2 separate regions of the Homo sapiens genome follow, and region 2 is linked to region 1. A link is an interaction called in ENCODE POLR2A ChIA-PET data of the cell type or tissue named here. Cell type or tissue: PC-9. All regions are shown on one strand. Links, peaks and the distances in the headings refer to the core of each region. The heading gives the core; the rest is flanking DNA.

Region 1 (10,376 bases), core at 1,411-9,410:
TAACTTTCTTTGGAAACTGAAAGAAACAGTGACATCTGTGAATAAGGAGGTATAAATAGGAGATAGGGATGTTGGAGATACTTGGCCATATTTTCTAAGACAAATGTAATGGATTAAATATCATTTAAAGTATTCTTTTTTCCCTCCTTATGACTTTTCCTTAGCATTCCTTTTGCCAAAATCACAAGCAGTTCTTACTTGTTCTTGTAGCAAGAGGCAGCAGCAGAAAAGAATTTTTAATTTTCAGAATGTGTTGGTTAGTAAAAGGATTGCAAGCTTTAGAATAGTAGTTGGAGTTCTTCCACTGTCTCTCTTCCTGACCACAGACAAACACTCCAGCATTCTGAGAATCCCTTTATTCATCTGTAAAATGGGAATTATATAATACCAACTTCCTGTAAGTACATCACCTGGTATGGGGTGAAGAATAGAGATGAAACAATATAAATGAAGATAGAAAAGACTGTTTCTACTGGCCGGGTGTGCTGGCTTATGCCTTCAGTCCCAGCACTTTCGGAGGACGAGGTGGGTGGATCACCTGAGGTCAGGAGTTCGAAACCAGCCTCGCCAACATGATGAAACTCCGTCTCTACTAAGAATACAGAAATTAGCTGGGCATGGTGGTAGGCGCCTATAATCCCAGCTACTCAGGAGGCTGAGGCAGGAGAATTGCTTGAACCCGGGAGGCAGAGGTTGCAGTGAGCCAAGATTGAGCCGCTGCACTCCAGCCTGGGCGACAAGAGCGAAACTCCATCTCAAAAAAAAAAAAAAAAAAAAAAGAGGTTATTGCTATTACATGTCTGTTTACATATTATAACACTAAAATATCTTGCTAAATGTTTTTATATCCCTAAAAAGGTTCCCCTTAGTTTTTAAGCTTATAGGGAGGCAGAAATATATCCGTTTTTTTTATGGTACCTAGCTCAGCACCTCATGAATTGAGACATTAAATAAATATTTTTGAAATGTATCTAAGAAGCATAAATTAAATCAATTTAAAGGTTATTATCTAGTCTAATTGTCACTATCACCAACTTTCTCAAGCATCTTTAGAAATAAAAAGTCTCTTTTAAAACTTAAACATCATTTCAGGTACAGTTAAATTATTATTTGCTTGCTAAATCTGAAAACAAAACAAAAAAATTGAAAAGAATTAGAATTGCTGCTTTTAGAAAAATTCACAAATGGTAGTTTTCCCAGTTGTAAATGACACCTAATTTTCCAAGTAACCTCCCTCCCTAGATTCCCTCCTTTCTCTCTCCTCTCCTCATTTCTGCTCTCCCTCACATTTTCCAACTAACTAAATACTAGCAATATGCTAGGCACTGTGAATATAGACATGACTAAGGCACATTTCTATTCTCAAGGAGCTGCCTGTCTGGTGATGTTGGTCTGTACAGGAACTTCAAGTATCAAAAATGGTATCTCAATAATTCCCTTACCATGGTGTTTGATCAGGATATTTTATCTTCCATTCATAGGGTCAGAATGTTTCCGCTGTATTCTAATAGATTTTTGATAGCAATAAGGTCTGCTCTAAGTAAGTAATAAGGCTTTGTGTCTCCTGTTGTCCTTTGCAGCATCACCATTTTAATACAGGATCAATGTAGCAGTACTTTATAGTTGTAAATGTCGTATGGAGGTGCCCTTAGAATTTATCTAATTTAATGGCTTATATTACTGATAGGGAAAAACTAAAACTAATAAATGGAAGTTGGGATTATTTTAAAATTGTGTGCAGAATTTAAATCTTCCTTCCTATGTTCACTGATTTTTTAAATCTTTTTTGTAGCTAACAGACTGTTTTCCACATCACAGATATTCAAATATTTGAAGAAAAATTTCTTTCTCTTACAAATCATCTCTTAAACAGGCTCAGTTTTAGTAATTATTGGTTATATGATGAAGCTTCTTAATTTTTCACAATTATTGGTAATTTTTCTGGTTGAATTTGAATGGACCAGTCCCTCTGAAAACACATAATACATAAAGTAACAATTATAGAACTGTAGCTTTATGATGAGAGAGAATGGCTTGTGCCCCTCCCTCCCCATGTGTGCTTATTATTATATTGTTTTTTAGTTCCCCCACTTCCAAATTACTCTTGAGGTGTCTGGGTTAAATATAAGACTGGGATTGATTGTTGGCCCAGTTATCCATTTGTTACAAAGTTTTATGATAGCTGTATGGTCTGAATTGAATTATTGCTCTAGAAACTGCCAGCTCATTAATTTTTCTTTTTAAAATTTTTTCAATGTTATGATTTATTTACTTGCAACTTTTTTCTTGCTTTTTCTTTTTGATTTTCTTTAGTTTTTATTTTTAAAAATTTTATATTACAGACAAACAGAAACTTCTTCCTTTCATCTTTCCATTCTCTGATTTATGATGAATTTACTTTCCTTTGGCCTGGCATTTGCTTCAGCAGGCAGCCTTCCTTCAAGTACCTCCCTGATTGATGTATAATCTTTGATATCTTCCATTAGCCTCCAGGATCACTAAGTTCAAGGCCCCTTTGGAACCTAAGGAGCCCTGCCGAGGAGCTGAAGGCCTTCAGAGTCCTTGGGGTGATTGACAAGGTAATTCTTCAGTGTCTCTTCAAGAGTTCAGTCATAAATCGACTGCATGCTGACATTCTGTCTTTGAAGCTTTGGATCTTAAGGATATGAAACAAAAGGAGAAAATGACTCAAATGCATGTGCACTTTACAATAACAAAAGCAAAAGAGAAAAAGCTTTTATCTGAGCAATTCATGTAAGGTCATGCAAAATATATTTGAGCTAAAGGAGAAGGCGCATATTTGTTGGCATTCAGTTGAGTAAGGGGTTTGGTTTTATAGAAGTGTTATAGCAGAGTAAAGATGTATTGTGTTAATAACAATTGTGAGCCAGTAGTTGTTCAACATTAATTAATACGGTCATTGTAATGGTCAAAAAAGTGGAATCCCCTTGTAATTACCATTTACTGAGCACCTACTATATGTCGGACCCTATGTTAGGCATTTTATATGATACAATCTTTCTTACAATTGTATTTGCATCTTGGTGGAAAAGTGATGTTTAGAGCAGATTAAATAACTTGGCCCAAAGTCACATAGCTAATTTAGGATGGTGCTGGGATTTGAACATTACTTTTTTTGACTCAAAAGCTGTACTTTTTCTAGTACACTAACCCCTCACTTCACACCCACATGCATTTTAATTTTAGGGGTAAAAATACTGGCCTCACAGAGTTATCTGCCATTGTGTATGTGCAAATTTGGTGACATCTCACGCCAAATATTAACAGTACTGTTCCTATCAGATGGTTTACAAGTGTAATTTAAAAGCCACAGACAACAAACCATGTTTTAAGTATATTTGCTCAACCACCGCTTTACCATTCAAAGTAAATAAAATGCTTTATTTAATATTAAGGGATAGGTTAATTTAGATATTTTTTCACCATTAACCATTTTTTATGAAGCACCTTAATGTTCATTTTTAACTTACTATACATTATTTGTGAAGTATGCGTGTGATTCCATCCTAAAATTGAGCAATATGTAGTATTCTCTAGCAATTTAGACAGTAAAAGTTTGAAGCATTCCAAAGGGAACATTAAGTTGGATATTACATAAAGCTGTCGGTGTCTTAAGTTCTGGCAAGGATCATTTTTCTCAAATTCATATTACTGAATTTTGAACTTAAAAAATTCTAAGTAGTAGGATTTTTCTTTTTTTAAGAGCCTGAAATATTTTCATAACCGTGTTTTCTGTGGCTTTTCCAGTTTGGAAAACATTCAGTTTGAGAGTAGATGAAGACAATATAGTAATTGAGTAGTTTCTAGGTTCTCAGATTTCTTTGCAGGCAAGTATACCTTCTTGAGGTACAGTGTCTGCCCCCTCTCTTAGATCTATTTCTTTGACAAAGTATGGCCTTTCATTGCTATGCTATAAGTGTGAGTAAGTTACCTTGAAGTCCTAGTAATAGCTAGTAGTCTCACAGGTTTGTTTAAATAAGGGCTTTTGGCTGGGTGCTGTAGTTTGCACCTGTAATCCCAGCACTTTGGGAGGCCGAGGTGGGCAGATCACTTGAGCCTAGGAGTTTGAGACTATCTGGGCAACATGGTGAGACCCTGCGTCTACAAAAAAAGAAAAAGCTGGGCATGTAGTCCCAGCTGCTCGGGAGGCTGAGGGGAAAGGATCCCCTGAGCCTGGGGAGTTTGAGGCTGCCGTGAGCCGTGGTCATGCCTCTGCACTCCAGCCTGGGTGACAGAGTGAGACTCTGTCTCAAAATAAATAAATAAATAAATAAATAAATAAATAAATAAATAAATATCAAGTCTTTAAAAAAAAAGGAAAAATGCTGGGTGTGGTGGCTCATGCCTGTAATCTCAGCACTCTGGGAGGCCGAGGCCAGTGGATCACTTGAGACCAGGAGTTCGAGACCAGCCTGGGCAACATGGTGAAACCCCGTCTCTACCAAAAATACAAAAAATTACCTGGGCATGGTGGCACACACCTGTAATCTCAGCTCCTCTGGAGGCTGAGGCAGGAGAATCACTTGAACCTGGGAGGCAGAGGTTACAATGAGCCGAGATTGTGCCACTGTACTGCAGCCTGGGCGACAGACTGAGACTCTGTCTCAAAAAAACAAACAAACAAACAAAAAAAAACACAACAAAACAGGAAAGAAAGAAAGAAAATAGAAGGACTTTTGACAGTAGAAGAATTCCTAAGTTCTGCTGAGGGATAATTTGGTACTGTCTTTACTTACTCTGTTTAGCTGGGAAAAATGTTTGGTGTTTAGAAGGTGACATTTAACTTTTTTTTTTTTAATTGACAGAATCTCATTCTGTTGCCCAGGCTGGAGTGCAATGGCACAATCTTGGCTCACTGCAGCCTCCGCCTCGTGGGTTCAAACAATTCTTCTGTCTCAGCCTCCTGAGTAGCTGGGATTTATAGGCACACACCACCATGCCTGGCTAATAGTTTTTTGTATTTTTAGTAGAGACAGGGTTGCACCATGTTGGCCAGGCTGGTTTCGAACTCCTGACCTCAGATGATCCACTCGCCTCGGCCTCTGAAAGTGCTGGGATTACAGGTGTGAGCCATGGTGCCTGGCCTAACTTTTCTTAGTAGAGATAAGGGAATATGTATTTGGGGAATTAAGAAGCTTTGGGAATTAATAAGTCTTTAAAATTTATAACATATTCCTGTGAAAACATAAGTAGGTATAGGCCGGGAGCTGTGGCTCATGCCTGTAATCCCAGCACTTTGGGAGGCCGAGGCGGGCAGATCACCTGAGGTCAGGAGTTCAAGACTAGCCTAGCCAATATGGGGAAACCCCATCTCTACTAGAAATACAGAAATTAGCTGGGCATTGCGGTGGGCGCCTGTAATCCCAGCTACTCGGGAGGCTGAGGCAGGAGAATTGTGTGAACCCGGGAGGTGGAGGTTGCAGCGAGCCAAGATTGCACCACTGCATTCCAGCCTGGGCAACAGAGCCAGACCCTGTCTCAAAAAAAAGAGGAAAAAAAAAAAAAGCAGGTACATTTTTTGAAAGTTGAACTGTTTTTTAAAGATAAGTTACTTTCTGTTGTACTGAGGACTACCTAAAATTTGGGTTTTAGAAACTTGAAGTATGGAAAATAAATGTTGAATAAATTCAAAAGGTTAGAAAATAGCCAGGATATATTGATCTAGTCCTACAGAACACAGTTTCTTTGATTCTGTTTCATTACAGTATTTGGTTTTTATGAGTTATTTTGAGTGCTATCTATTAACCTAGGAAAAATACAGTTCTGAATTGAACTGCATTAGGATTAGGATTTCACAAACTTTTATGTAGAAAAAAATAAAGCAGATTTTTTATTAATATCTAGACTGTAAGCTCTGTGAAAACAAAATTGTGTCTTTCTTGGTCACCACTATGTTCTCAGTACCTAGAATCGCTTGGCACATAATGGGTGCTCAATAAATATTTGTTGAATAAATGAATTGAAACTTAATTAATTTTAAATATATATAGAATGACATCTACTGGTACAATATGAGACTGCTACCTGGTACGATTGTATGAGGTGACAACTCAGAAAGTGTTTACCCAGAGGGATAGTAATTCCATAGCTGTATGTTGATTTAGTATTCAAAGAGAAGTAAATGACTTTCTGTTCTTCAATTGGGATTATAAAATCCCTCATTAACATAGATATGCAAAAATTGTATATGAAGAATAGCCAGAAAACAAGGAAATGTTTAACCTGATTAAAAAAAAATGTGTAGTCTTCAAATAGTTGAGGGCTGTCTTGAATAGGGGAACTGTATAATGTTTTCTCTAATCTTGAGGGTGAAAAGGGCTATTAATTGTGTCAGAACAACAAGTGCAAACTAAAATCATCTCAGTTAAACCAGGAAGTCTGGTTTCTCTGTGAAAAAGGTAGTTAGGGAAGAGACTTGCATGCTAATATCCTCATAGGATATAACTAGAACCAAATTAGTACAAATTCAAGAGAAACAAATTATTGCTCATGATAAGAAATACCTTTTGAGAATTAGCATATTGACCAAAGGTGTGCTAGATTCCTTTAGATCTTAAGAGTTTCTTGTCATTTGAGACATTCAAGTGAAGGCTGAAAGATTGATCATTGGGATGCTATAGAATGAACTGGATGGAATTTTACATTAGATAACTTTTAATTATTTCTTTGATCCTGCAGGTTTATTTACATAGTCTTTGTGTAGCAATAGCAGGGGAGAGAAGAAATTAGCGGAAAAAAAACTCTGATGGGATGAGGAGGATGCATTACTATTATTTTAATATAAGTTTTTATAGACATGGGTGCAATTCTTTTTGTTGTATTTGTGTGGTACGAATATACGGGATGTGCTTATATTTGTATGTGTATAAAGATTGTTTATATATGGTAATTTGTAATTGGGTTAGAAGAGTCTAGATTGGTAGTTTGGTAGTAGAATGCCCAAGTGCTAAGAGAGTTTCTGAGAAAGATCACTGTTGTATAACTTCTCTATAAAAAGTATAAAGGAGCCCATAGTTTAGTATACAGTAACGTACCAATGTTACTTTCCTGGTTTTGATATTGAATTAGAACTATATAAGGTGTCACCACTGGGGGAAGCTGGGTGAAGGGTACATGAGACTCTTTGTACTGCAGCCTCCTGTGAGTTAAAACAAGAAAAGGGTAAGGGGAACATTGATGACTTGAAACCCAGAGTATACTAAGATTTGATTCCCTCATGGCCAGTTAACTCTTCTGGTTTGTGAGTAGCCTGAGTCATTCTGTGTGTACATGTGTGTATGGTATTCACAAGGAAGATCGGTGAAGATCGTATATCTGGATCGCCCAAATTTATTGTCACTGAAAAACAACTTAAATATGCTTTGCAAGTCATCGTTATAAGAGATGCCACACACTTTGTAAGTCTATGACTATTTACTAGGTCAGATGCCTTCACATTTTGTAATCAAGATAGCTTCCCAACTTTATCTGATGCCTGCCAGGCAGAATTCTTAAGTTGACTTGCCATTGGAAAAATGTAGGCATTTCTATTCTGTAGCTAAAATATAATTGAGAAAATGTGTGGAAATTGCTCAAATTGAGTAGCTGTTGAAAAACTGGTACTTATTTTTTAAGGTACCTAAGTAATATCTTCTCTGATAATATGTGGAAAAACATGTATTTGGAACACAGAAGCATCAATATTCAGGTATTTGCTCATTAAGGGAACACTGGATTGAACTGGATTAAATCAAAAGGACATAGCACAACATTTTTTAAGTGCTAAAAGGAAAGAACTATCAACCAGAATTCTATATCCTGTGAAAATACCTTTCAAGAGTTAAGGGAAAATAAAGGTATTCTCAGATGAAGAAATGCAAAGAGAATTTGTTGCTGACCAGCCTACCCTAAAAGAATAAAGTGCATTCTCTAAACAAAGTGGAAACAATACATGCAAGAATCTTGTCACGTTAGGAAGAAAGAAAGAACATTGGAGAGGGTAAAATACAAGTAAATACAATGGACTTTCTTTCTCTTTAGTTTTGGAAATTATCTTTTATGGTTGAAGCAAAAATTCTAACACTCTCTGATGTAGTTCTAAGTTTATGCAGAGAAAATATTTAAGGCAATTATAAATGAGGGAGAGTAAAGGGACATAAAGGAAGGTAAAGTTTTTATGCTTAGCTTGAAATGGTAAAATGATGACACCAGTAGTTTGCATGAGTTATGTATATATAATATAACTAGAGCAACCACTAAAAAGCTTTTTAAAGTATACACTAAAAAATGCTATATAGGTTGGGTGCAGTGGCTCACATCTGTAATTCCAGCACTTTGGGAAACTGAGGTGGGTGGATCACCTGAGGTCAGGAATTTGAGACCAGCCTGGCCAACATGGTGAAAACCTGTCTCTACTAAAAATACAAAAATTAACCAGCATGGTGGTGCACGACTGTAGTCCCAGCTACTCAGGAGGCTGAGGCATGAGAATCGCTTAAATCTGGGAGGCAAAGGTTATAGTGAAATGAGATCATGCCACCGCACTCCAGCCTGAGCAACAGAGTGAGACTCCATCTCAAACAAACAAAAAATACTGTAGATAAACCAAAATGGAATTCTAAAAAATGTTCAAATAACCCACAAAAATTCAGGAAAATGGAAACAGAGAGAACAAACAGAACGCAAAATATAACATGCAAACTTAAGCCCTAACACATTATAAATATACCAGTTAAAAAAACAGAGATTGATATTGGTTTAAAGATATGACCCAACTTTATGGTGTTTATAAGAAACTCACTTCAAACATAATATAATGAGATATATATATGATATATATACATATATCATGATACATATATATCGATATATATGATATATATATTTTATATATCACATGTTTGAAGTGAGTTTCTTATATATCATGATTTATATATCATGATATATATGTATATATATCATATATGATGCATATATATGACGTATATATCATATATATATCATGATATATATCATGTTTGAAGTTTCTTATATATCATGATATATATATATGTAAAAAGTAAAAGGATGGAAATGACATGTCATGCAAACATTAAAGAAAACAGGAGTGGCTATATTAATACAAGATAAAATATGCTTCATACCAAAGAAAATTATGAGAGACAGAGAGGACATTAGATAATGATAAAAGGACAATCTACCAAGAAGAAATAGCAATCCTACAAATGTATATACCAGACATCAGAACTGTAAAATATATGAAGCAAAAGCTGATAGAAAGTGAAAGGAGAAATAGGCAGTTACAGGTGGAGACTTCAACTGTCTCAAAAACTGATAAAACGGTTAGACAGAAAATCAGCAACAATACAGAAGAACTCCATAATACCATCAACCAACAAAATGTAACTGACTTTTATAGAACACTCTACCTAAGAACAGCAGACTACACATTCTTTTGCAGTGCCCATGGAACAGACCATTTCTAGGGCCGAAAAACCTCAACAAATTTGGAAGTATTGAAATCATACTGAGTGTGTTCTCTGACCATGTCTGAATCAAATTATTAATCAGTAACAGAAAGATAACAGGAAACTCGCCAAATACCTAGAAACAAACAGTTATACTACTAAGTAATTCATGGGTTGAAGAAGAATCTCAAAGGGTATTAAAAAAAAATGCATATAGTTGAATGAAAACAAAAGCAGAACATACCAGAATTTATGGGACACAGCTAAGCCAGTGTTCAGAGAGAAACTTATAACACTAAATGATTATATCAGAAAACAGGAACAGTCAAATCTAGGTTCCTAACTCAAAAGAACTAGAAAAAGAACAAAATAAACCTAAAGCAAGCAGGAGGAATGTAAAGAGCAGGAAGCAATGAAATTGAAAATAAAAAACCGTAGACAAAAATTTTTGCGTAAAGCTGGTTCTTTTCAAAGATCAATAAAATTGATAAACCTCTAACAAGAGAGACAAAAAAGAGAATACACCAATTATTACTGTCAGGAATGAAACAGGTATGGATCTTGCCTACATCAAAAGGATAACAAGGGAATACTACAAACAGCCCTACACATGTAAATTTGATAATTTAGATGGAATGGACCAATTCATAGAAAAGTACGAATTACCACCCAAAATAAATAGATAATTTGAATGGCTCTTTAACTATTAAGGGAACTGAATTTATAATTAAAATACTACTAAGATGAAATCTTGAGGCTCAAATAGTTTCACCAGAGAATTCTACCATACTTTTAGAGTCAACACCAGTTTTACACATTTTCTTCCTGAAAATGGAAGAAAGAGAAACAGTTTCCAGTTCATTTTATGAGACCAGTATTACTCTGATATCAAGACATTAGAAGAAAGAA
Region 2 (10,376 bases), core at 1,098-9,097, 110 kb after region 1:
GCCTGATCATGGGCATCCTACCCTGTGGTATATGTTTTGAGTTTGAAGACATTTTCAGTGTTTATCATATTTCCTAGGAAGCTTGCCCAGGAGTCCTTGTGTCGGTGGGAAAGGGTGATAGGAGAAGATAGATAATGAAGACAAGGAGGAAGGGAAAAGACAAGGGGATCAGGCAGTTGGATAAAGAGAAAATCGGGGCAAAATGAAGAGCACTTGATGGGCAGTGGTTCAGTTCCCCCAAAGAGATTCAGGCAGTCTGTCAGAGTTACTTGTAATCAAATAACTCACCCTTTGTAGACAGCTTCTGTTACCCATTTCAGAAATAGATGGCATAAACATCAAATTATAGTTATAATTCCTTTGATGACTTGTATAGTGTTGGGTTTTCTGCTGCTGCTTAAGCAAAACCACAGTGGAAATTCAGTATTTAGTCCCTGTGTTGTTCAAAATCTGAATGCAAAGAATCAAAACCAAGTTTGGGAAAGATACCAGAATGTTCTCATTGGATTCTGACCTTGTAGCAGAGCTGCTCTGTGTTTTCTTTAAAACTGGGGAACTCAGTGGGGGATGGTTTCTGGGTAGGCTTGGTTTTACCTTTTAAAAATGGACTTCATAGTAGTAAAGTGAAATTAGATGTTTGCTGAAGGTTAAGTGTGTATGTGTGGGGTGAGGGGAATGTGGGTGATTATCTTTCACTTTAAATTATGGATCTTTTGTTTATAAAGGGCCAAGATTATTAGATGAGATTTTTAATAAAGTATATTTTGACCTCTCAATGGGCACCTTTAAAATGTTTAGATAATCTTGTGTCTTTAACAGGTGGGATTTCAGAGTCAGCAGTTCCTTCATCTGTCTCTATGCTGTGCCTGAACTCAGCCTTAATAATAATGTGCTGTTCTTTTTTTAAAGTGACACTATTGCCAAAATCACCATTTGATAGAACAGGCTTTGCACTGCTTTCTTCCAGTGGTGGGCAGGGATTCCCACTAAATATCCTTCCCCTCCCCTCCCCACCCACACACACACTGATTATGACCAGAGGCACACTCAAGTGTTTCTGGTTAGGAAATGTAGTATCTGGTGAACAGAGAGAGGCCAGTTTGATCCTAGGAGAAGCAACCCTCCAGCTGGTAAATGACCTTAAGGGGCTATTTCCCCCATCTTCAGACTGCAGAGGCCCAGGTGCTTTTCACCACATAGTCTGTCTCTTATTCTCACTTGCGCATATACCTGTCTTTCAAGTGTAAGGCTCCGAGTAACTCTTCATAAACATGATATGGGGGAAAGGGGACACTGGATAGAATTTGCTATTTTGAGAACATGCTTTTTATTGTCATCTCTTCCTTCAAACCCTAAACTGGGGTTCAGCCCACCCTTTCTGGGCCATGCCTCCACCTAATGTGATTAGGGCAGGGCCTGAAGCCTCTATCAGGCAGGTACTTCCTTACCAGCAGAAGTCACAGCAAGGCACAGGGCTGCCTTTTGCCTGCACCCCATTCCTGTGAGCAGAACACCCCTGATCATACCTTTCCTGATTATAGACTGTGATCTGCATCTCGCCCTTGCCATTTAGTTGGCCTTGCTGGCATTGGTAAATCTTGGCACCCAGAGAGCAGGGAGCGACAGCCATCCTGATGTTGCCACTCTCTGTCCCTCTGCTGCAGATTTAAGCTATATCCCGTAGCTTATCTCCACTGTGGGCTATCATGGTTTGAGGGAAAGGAGGGGAGAGCAGTTGCTGCCTGCTGCAGCTGTCTCCTTTTGAATCAACCACCCCCACTCCCCAGGTGCCAAAACAACTCGCTGGGTTTAGAATGCTCCCGTCTCTACCTCTCCCGCCCATTGCAGCATTGGTAGCAGCTTTCCAACGAGTCTTTTGTTGTGGAAGCTCTAAATCCATGGTAGGGAAATTACCAAGAGACTCTTCCACAGTCTGCCCTCCCTCCCCTTGCTCCGTCTCTTTCTTTCCTTCCTTTGTCTCCTTCCGTAGCTAGGGTCAGAATCCCTAGCCAGACTGAGAACATGGTTGCTATTCCAGGACCCAGATGCCAATATGTGGCAGCATCTGGCTTATTGGCAAGCATTGCCGGCAGTTGTGCTGGCTGCTCCTCGGCCTGTCATGTGGCTGAGCCTACTGATGGGGGCCCTGTCACAAAACGGAGTTTCTTTGAGAATATGGTTTCAACCAAGGAGCCCACCAGAAAACAATGAGCTGTGCGGAGAGGACATGAATTATTGGGCAGGGTGACTGCGGACTATAGCTTTGATGCTGATCCTGGACCTGTTTTGCAAAAGTTTCTGTTTCATGTTGTTGAGACGGCTCCTTGTGTAACCTTACCTTCTTGTGCTGTTAGTGTTTCAGGTGCCTTAAGGCATGGAACTCCTTGAAAGAGAAACACAAATCACTAAAAATGTTGAGATAAAATCCTGCTCCTCAGAGGCGCCTGCTTGGCACAGGGAGTGCATGATAACAGCTTGCTTTAGAAAGGTGACATTTCTGCTGAAGGCTGAATAATAAAAAATGCATTTTAAAAACTCAGCTCTTCCGTTTCTTCTGATGGTTGACTTTTGGAGTGAAGGCCATTTCTTCTATGCGAAGGGTCTTTCCGAGGCTAGCCTCTCTAGCCCTCAAGCATGGCCATATTAACTCTTGTCATCATTGATGAGGCTCTGGAGCTTTTAAAATTAATTAGCACATAATAAGGCTTTAAATACTTTTTTCAAGGTGCAAACACTGAGTGCTCTGAAATGTGTCAAACACTGTCCAAGGCATGGAGGGGTAGAGACAGAGATGAAGAACACAGGGTTTCTGCCTTCGAGGATGCAGGTTATTGGTGACCAGATTACATATGCTTTCATTATTTGATTTCTATACAACCTGTACAATTAGGGCAAATGATATGCTCTGTGTTTTACAAATGGAGAAACTAAGGTCCTAGGAAGTTGACTTATTCCAGTTGGCATGGCCAGCTAATAAGATCTGTGATTGGAAACTAGATGGTTGTAGTTCTGCTTCACTAAGTGGATGTACATTGAATTCTTGGTTATACATTCCTAAGGGCAGGAACTGTGTCTAACTTTCGGCAGCTCTGCTCACAACTAACAACCTCTACTCGCTCCGTACATCTCCCTTCCCAAACACATACATGCTATAATACAGGGACTCTGCGAAACTGAGGCCTGTGACAGACTGAGGGAAGGAACCAAGAAGAAGCAAAAATTAGCTCAAATTAAAAGATGTGCTGCTGCTCCTGCTGTTGCTGGGAAGATAGCAAAGATGGCGGTAGCATACTGCCCACATAATCCCCCACAAAAGCATGCAGAGCAACTGGATAGCAAAATAAATTCGTAGACAACATTTGCAACAAAACTAGGTGACAAAACATTAATCCCAAAGTACAAGCAGTTGGGGACGAAATACCTGCAAGACTTGCATGGTATGTGAGAGAGAGAAGGAAGCAATAGTGTAACTTCTAACTTGACCTGAGAACAGGAGAACCCCAAATAGCCAACTGGTGTTCACTGGGAAGCTCAGTGGCCCAATTTGAGAGCAGCAACTGAAGGTGGAAGGTGTTTTGCCCACTCTAACACCTGGTAAGTGCTAAGAGCTCGAGATAGGGGGGATTAGAGGGCTGACCTTTGAACTCTCAAAATTGACCTGCCAGCACTGCCTTCTAGTGCTGGGCCCTATGCTTAGGAGAGATTGCTGGGAGTGGAATTAAAAGGGAATAGTCTAGGGACAAGAGAAGGGTCCAGAGCAAAGGAAGGGAAGAACAGTTGGGAAATTTCAGAAAGCAAGATGTCATGCTTTAAAAAACCACCAAAACAACAGAAGAGGGAGCTTGGTGAAGTTAGAAATGTTTTTTTTTTACTTAACTCACTTTATTCTCATAGTTGAGGAAAACTAATTTCATGTAAAAATGCACAACAGAAAAGAATCAACATTAAGTGCCACTCAAAGATAACAAAAAAGAGAAATAGGAACAGAATAATACCTTTACAAATAAAGGTAGCATTCCAGAAAGATGTGTTCACAAAACAGAGTAAAACTAATAATTACAAAATGAGCTGAAAGATATTTTAAAAAGTATAGAAGACATGAACCAAGAAAAATTAGAAAGCTCAGAAATGAGTTGACAACTCAGGAAAAAATTAGAAATTAAAGAAATATTATTTCAGAAATGAAGACTAAATTAGAGGGCAAAAGAGTGAATAGGCTGGACACACTGGCCCATGCCTGTAATACCAACACTTTGGGAGCCTGAGGCCAGTGGATTGCTTTGGCCGGGAGTTTGAGACCAGCCTGGCCAACATGGCGAAACCGTGTCTCTACTAAAGTACAAAAAAACCGAGCATGGTGGTGCACACCTGTAATCTCAGCTACTCAGGAGGCTGAGGCACAAGAATAGCTTGAACCAATGAGGTAGATGTGGTGAACTAAGATCTTGCCACTGCACTCTAGCCTGGGTGACAGAGCAAGACTTGGTCTCAGAAAAAAAAAAAAAGTGAATAAATACAACAGAAGTATGAATCAACACAACAGAAATATAAGTTGAAAAGGAATTTAAAAAATTTTTTAAGTAAAAAGGATTGAAAAGAAAGTGCCAGATATTGAAGTAGGCAAGAAGATGGAACTTGTTTAGTAGATCACAAAGAAAACCAATGCAAGGGAACTGAACTAATAAAAACTAATTCAAGAAAACTTCTGAAATTTAAAAAAAAGCACCATATGAAAAAAGCACACTGCATAACTGAGAGTGTTTACAGTATGACTAATACCAAAAAAAGGAAAAAGTACTTTGAGCTTCTAGAAGAAAAAGCACATGATTTACAAGGGAAAACATTTCTAGTTACACTTCTCAACAGCATTTTATAGAAGGGCAAAAGTAAAAGAACATTTAAAATACTCAGTGAAAGAAAGAGAGCCAAGGATTTTATATCCAGCAAAACTGACTTTTAAGTATAAAGGGCACATGTGGTTATCAACATGGAGAAACTCAGAAAGTATTTTTCCCTGTCTTAGTTTGGACTACTATAACAAAGCGCCATAGACTGGATGACTTATAAACAACAAAAATTTATTTCTCACAGTTGCGGAGTCTGCAAGTCAGATAAGGGTACCAACATGGTTGGGTTCTGGTGAGGGCTGCCTTCTGGGTTGTAGACGCCGGCTTGCTGTGTCCTCACACAGGGGAGAGCAGAGAGAGGAAGCAAGCTCTCTGTGACCCTTAAAAGGACACTAATCCCATTCATGGGGGCTCTACCCTTATGACCTCATCTATCCTAATTACCTCCTGAAGGCCCCATCTCCTAATGCTGTCATACTGGGGGGTAGGATTTAAGCATGAATTTTGGGAGAACACAAAGATTCAGTCTATTGCAGTTCCCACGAGTTCTTCGTAAGAAACCTAGTAGAGAATGTATTGTAGACAACTGAAATGAGAAAGACCTTAGCATACAAACTAAAGAATTAAAGTTACCTGTAGAAATATGACTAAAGGAGGACTAAGAAGGAGACAGCACAGTGTGTAATGGCTATATGCTCTGACCATGTAATAGAACTGCTTTTCTTAATGGAGAAAGTAGCAAGAGTATATGCAAACGATTTGCAATGTTTTTGGTAATCTTGGTGGTGGTGGTATTGTTATTTTGAGATTTACTGTGTCATGTGGTGCTATGATCTGAATCTTGGTGTCCTCACAAAATTCCTGTGTTCAAACCTAATACCCAAAGCAGTAGTATTAAGCTGTGGGGCTTTGGGGGAAGTAATAATTAAGTGGTAAATGGGACTAGTGCTCTAATAAAGGAGATTAAAGAAAGCTGCCTAGCCCCTTCCACCATGTGAGGATGCAGCAAGAGAGCACCGTCTTTGAAGCAGAGGGCAAGCCTTCACCAGACACTGAATCTGCTGGCACCTTGGTTCTGGGCTTCCCATCCTCCAGAACTGTAAGCAAAAGAATTAAGTTGTTTATAAATTACCCAGCCTAAGGCAGAACCGTCTGACGTGGGACAAAACAGATAATATTGGAATGTCATAATTCTGCCATGTCTTCTGCTTTTAAGAACCAGAATGAAAGAGTCTGATGTTGTCGAGAAGTGGTTATGTAAAAACTGAGGATAGAATTTGAATAGAAATTCTCAATATAAATGTATGAGATGTTTTTATCTTTGAATCAATAATATTTCCTAGTTTATCCTACTGAAAGCCCTTAGAAACAGTGTCCAACTTAGCAGAGAGTGTATCTAGAACCCAGATTGTGGTTTTGAAAAACTGCTTTATTCTAAAAGAAATTAGGGCTTCTTGGAGCAATAACTGTGGTGCAGGAAGTTTACAAAATGCAGCTGAAACATTTTATAAGATAACACAGAAACTATCAAAGATTTTTGGGGTCATGGCAAAAGGACTCAGAGCCTCCTACTGGCCACAGGTGGGACAATTTGACCTTCAAAAATAATAATTGATACATCCTATATATTTAAATGCACAACTTGACATTAAAAAGAATTGATCACCTTTGGAGAATTACAGGGAACCAATTCGCTATCTTGAAATCTGGGAAATGAAGGGATTCAAGCATTTATCCTGATTTTTATGTGAACTATACCACTGAGTATCCAAATAATGAGAGGTAGAGTGTCTTTATAAAACTATTCCAGCTACAGAATGAAAAAGAAGTGATAGAATATTCCCATTTTGCAGTCTTCAATGGATGGATACAGGCATTAAGCATCAGTGGTTGGTAAGATCACAAAAAGACAATCAGACAGGAGCCTCCTGTAGTATTGCCAGACACCACCTTGCTAAAGGGATACAATCTGGGTTTGAAACTGATGTGGATCAAGCTGCTAGCTTGCAGGAAATACAGAAGGCACAGAAACATGTTGACTGCCACCATGAGTATGCAGTTGGCAACAGACACTGTGGGCAACTATAGGACAAATAGTCTGGGTTCTTTAACAGGTAATTTGTAAAGAAATGAAAAGTAGGTAAGAGGAACCAATAGATTAAGAAATAATTGAAAGATATATTTTTAAGAAGTATTTTTAAGAAGTGAAAGACTAAACAATAGTATCTAGAGATGCACATTTGGGTGATAAAATGATTTTTAAAATGCAAAGAAATGAGAACTATAACAGGATCATTGGTGCATTGGGGGAAGGAAGATTATGATTGGTTGGGGCACGTGAAGGAACTTCTGGGGTGCCTATACAATGTGTGTGTGTGTGTGTGTGTGTGTGTGTGTGTGTGTGTGTATTTTTTTAAGTGGAAAAGATAAAAGCATCTGGATGCTGGCTATCGTGTCCATTTACCAGACGTCATTTCTACAGGGCTACTGCTAGCCTTTATTGGTATCTTTGTGCAACTTAGGAAACGACCACTCTTCCTCAAGGCATTTACTGCTATTGGCCAGTAAATATAAATCTACAATGCCTAGGATGTAGCAAGTGCCTCTTTGATGGTGTCCTTGTGCGGTGTACAACATGTACAACTTTATGAAATGGACTTGGGTCTCTGGTTCAAGCTCATCTTTGTTCAGTGTTATCAAGGAAAGGATTTTTTTTTGTTATTGTTTTTTGCAAGCACCGTTTTGTTCTTTCAAGAACTTTATGGCAATGCAATTTTACAATCCGGTGGGATACACAAAGCGCTCTTCTAGCTAATATTTCTCTTGCTCATTTTAGCATGCGGTATCCCTGAGGTAGAATTAAGTACTTCGTGAGATGTTATGTAGTATTAAAAATGTTTAAGAGGGCTGGCTGGCTGCTGAGGCAGGAAGTTCCATGGCATACCCCTGCTGTGGCTAGCACCACTGGGGCTCTAGACCTCATCTTGGCTAAGTCTAGAACTTGATTGACCATAATTAATTAGATTCAGTGAAATAGACCCACATTAACAAAAGTTCAAAAGGTGTGATATAAATCAGAATATCTGTTTATTAATCTTTCATAGTAATAGTAACTGCTAAATGAACCAGAGTGCTCCTGTTAGCACCTATTCTCTCCGCACTAGGCAGGTAGCTTTGAAGCCAGGAGGTTGTGTGGTTTGCAGAGTGAGGCGGATGATCCTAATGGTTGGTGACATTCTCATCTTATTCTGTTCCACCCATCACTACTCCAGGGAGAAACCTGCCAGGTGGACCAAAACACTTGTGTCAACCGTGTCAACATTGCGCAATGCACACACTTACACATTCTTACTTGCTAGCTTATCTTCCCAGACTTCATACTGGGGGAGGAAGGGAATACCATCCCAGTCAGCCTGAGCATCTGGGTCGACCCTAGTGATTAGTGGCATGACAGTTGAAGCAACCAGCTCACCTTGCATACAAAGAATTTCAGGTACATAAATCTAACTCACATGGAGCACTTTCCATAGACTAGACAAAAGGATGAACCAACAATGGTTTCTGATCTTAAGTAGCTTACAGTCTAGAAGGGACAGATTCAAACATTCCTTTCCCATTTTTATTAGTTTCCTGCTTTTAACTTATAACCTAGTAGGGCCAGATTTAAACATTCCTTGCTTGCTTCCACTAGTTGATACCTATAGATATATGGTGTGATTGAATCAGAGAAAGCCATAAAGTAAACTTCGATTTGGCTTGTGTCTGGACTATCACAAAATTCATATTATTGCATTTCTGTGTAAGTAAAGTTTCAGTGAGTTTCTTTCCTTGGGTGGTTGTATAACAGGACTGAACTATACCTGAACTCAATCCCTACATTTTATCAGATTGGATTGGATCTATTGGATCCTGCTGGATGTAGCCTTATCAGGTAGAAGCCTGCTGTTCAGTTCTGTATTTAGAGAAACAACAGAAACTTCCTGTGCGAATGGCAAAGTACCGAGAGAGAGGACATCATCTCTCCACCCTTCCTTTAATGCTGTAGGTCTGTGTGATTGGGATTGGCTTGTTGTTTGTTTGTTTGTCTGTTTTTTAAATCTGACACAGAACATGGAACTCTTAGTGCTGCTGCTTCAGGTTTCCGAAGCGCATCCTGCTCTGAACTTCGGCGATGCTGGTCTGTGAGCCCCCTGCTGTTCCTCAGGCGCCCCCAGCCACAACCACAGGGCCACTGTATTATCTTCTCACATGCCTGGCATCAGGTCTGGAAACATAGTATCTAAAATTAAAGAGTTCTTTCCGTCCTGGAATTTTGAACTAACCTTTAGAGCTCAAATGAGGGCTGGATGATGACAGCAAAAGAATTAATCTGGGGAGTTGGATGCTCAAAAAAAAAAAAAAAAAAAAAAAAGACTTAAAGATCCCATCCCTTAAATATATTGGACCTGGAATGGAGATGATTTATGTATATTTTGGATTTAAAAGAGTTTTGTAAAGAAATTTTTTTTCCACGACTTTTTGGTTTAATTGCCTGGCATGGTGGGAAATCCCAACACAACAGCGTGGAACTGGGGCATGAAAAGCAGCAAGTGAAACGGATTTATGAAGCCCATAAATAAAAATGAAACTCATTTCATTGTCCAAATTGAGTGGAAAGGCACAATCTATCCCAATTCAGATAAATGGCAGAATGGGACACGCATAGGGGAAAGTTGTTTCCATTTTAATAAGGCAAGATAATGGGTGTAGCATAACTGAAGAATTTCAGAAAAAGGGACATTTCATTTTGGCAGACTTGACCAAGGAGGCATGTTACTTCTATCTACTCTATGAGGAAAATGTGCTTTTCCAAAAAGAATTACAATAAACTGCATATTTAAATCATGCCTCAGGCCAGGTGCAGTGGCTCATGCCTGTAATCCCAGCACTTTGGGAGGGCGAGGCGGGTGGATCACTTGAGGTCAGAGTTTGAGACCAGCCTGGCCAACACGGTGAAACCCCATCTCTACTAAAAATACAAAATTTAGCTGGGCGTGGTGGCGCGTGCCTGTGATCCCAGCTACTCGGGAGGCTGAGGCAGGAGAATCTCTTGAACCCAGGAGGCAGAGGTTGCAGTGAGCCGAGATCGCACCATTGCACTCCAGCCTGGGAGACAGAGCAAGACTCAGTCTCCAAGGCTGAGGCAGGAGAATGGTGTGGACCTGGGAGGCGGAGCTTGCAGTGAGCCGAGATTGCGCCACTGCAATCCGGCCTGGGCTAAACAGCGGGACTCCGTCTCAAAAAAAAAAAAAAAAAAAAAAAAGAATCAATCGGTCATGCCTCAATGGGCATTTTCCTGTAAAGGCAATAGCAGTGAAAGGGATGAGAGGCAAAGGCCAACGTGAGCCACGTTAGGCAGTAGATCTTCCTGCTTCTGGAATTTGGGGTTGCCAGTTGCCAACCTTTTACTGTTCTCTCCTGAGATGCACATTGGTACTTAACTGTTCTTTGAAGGCTGTTTATTTCTGTACAAATGGATAGGTAAGACTG

Evidence for each region. Peaks named below come from ENCODE experiments on the same cell type or tissue, not always from the same donor. Only the 100,000 strongest peaks of a DNase experiment are listed, where the experiment ranks them.
Region 2: POLR2A ChIA-PET joins it to region 1 with 7 read pairs; 2 of 35 experiments call an interaction of 5 or more read pairs at or near these places.

Annotation. Positions count from the first base shown.
Region 1 is chr1:213,173,914-213,184,289 of GRCh38, forward strand. It overlaps RPS6KC1 (ribosomal protein S6 kinase C1), which reads left to right. Exons shown (of 15, transcript NM_012424.6): 8 at 2,487-2,579. Among named protein-coding and RNA genes, the nearest start is that of RPS6KC1, 130 kb to the left of the region's middle. RefSeq lists an enhancer at 2,327-3,004. In PC-9, for the core only: no CTCF peak of the experiment used is centred there; no DNase peak of the experiment used is centred there.
Region 2 is chr1:213,280,020-213,290,395 of GRCh38, forward strand. It overlaps a transcript of RPS6KC1 not described here. Among named protein-coding and RNA genes, the nearest start is that of RPS6KC1, 230 kb to the left of the region's middle. RefSeq lists an enhancer at 1,576-2,090. In PC-9, for the core only: a CTCF peak has its summit at 6,375 (motif pointing left); no DNase peak of the experiment used is centred there; H3K27ac peaks cover 552 bases.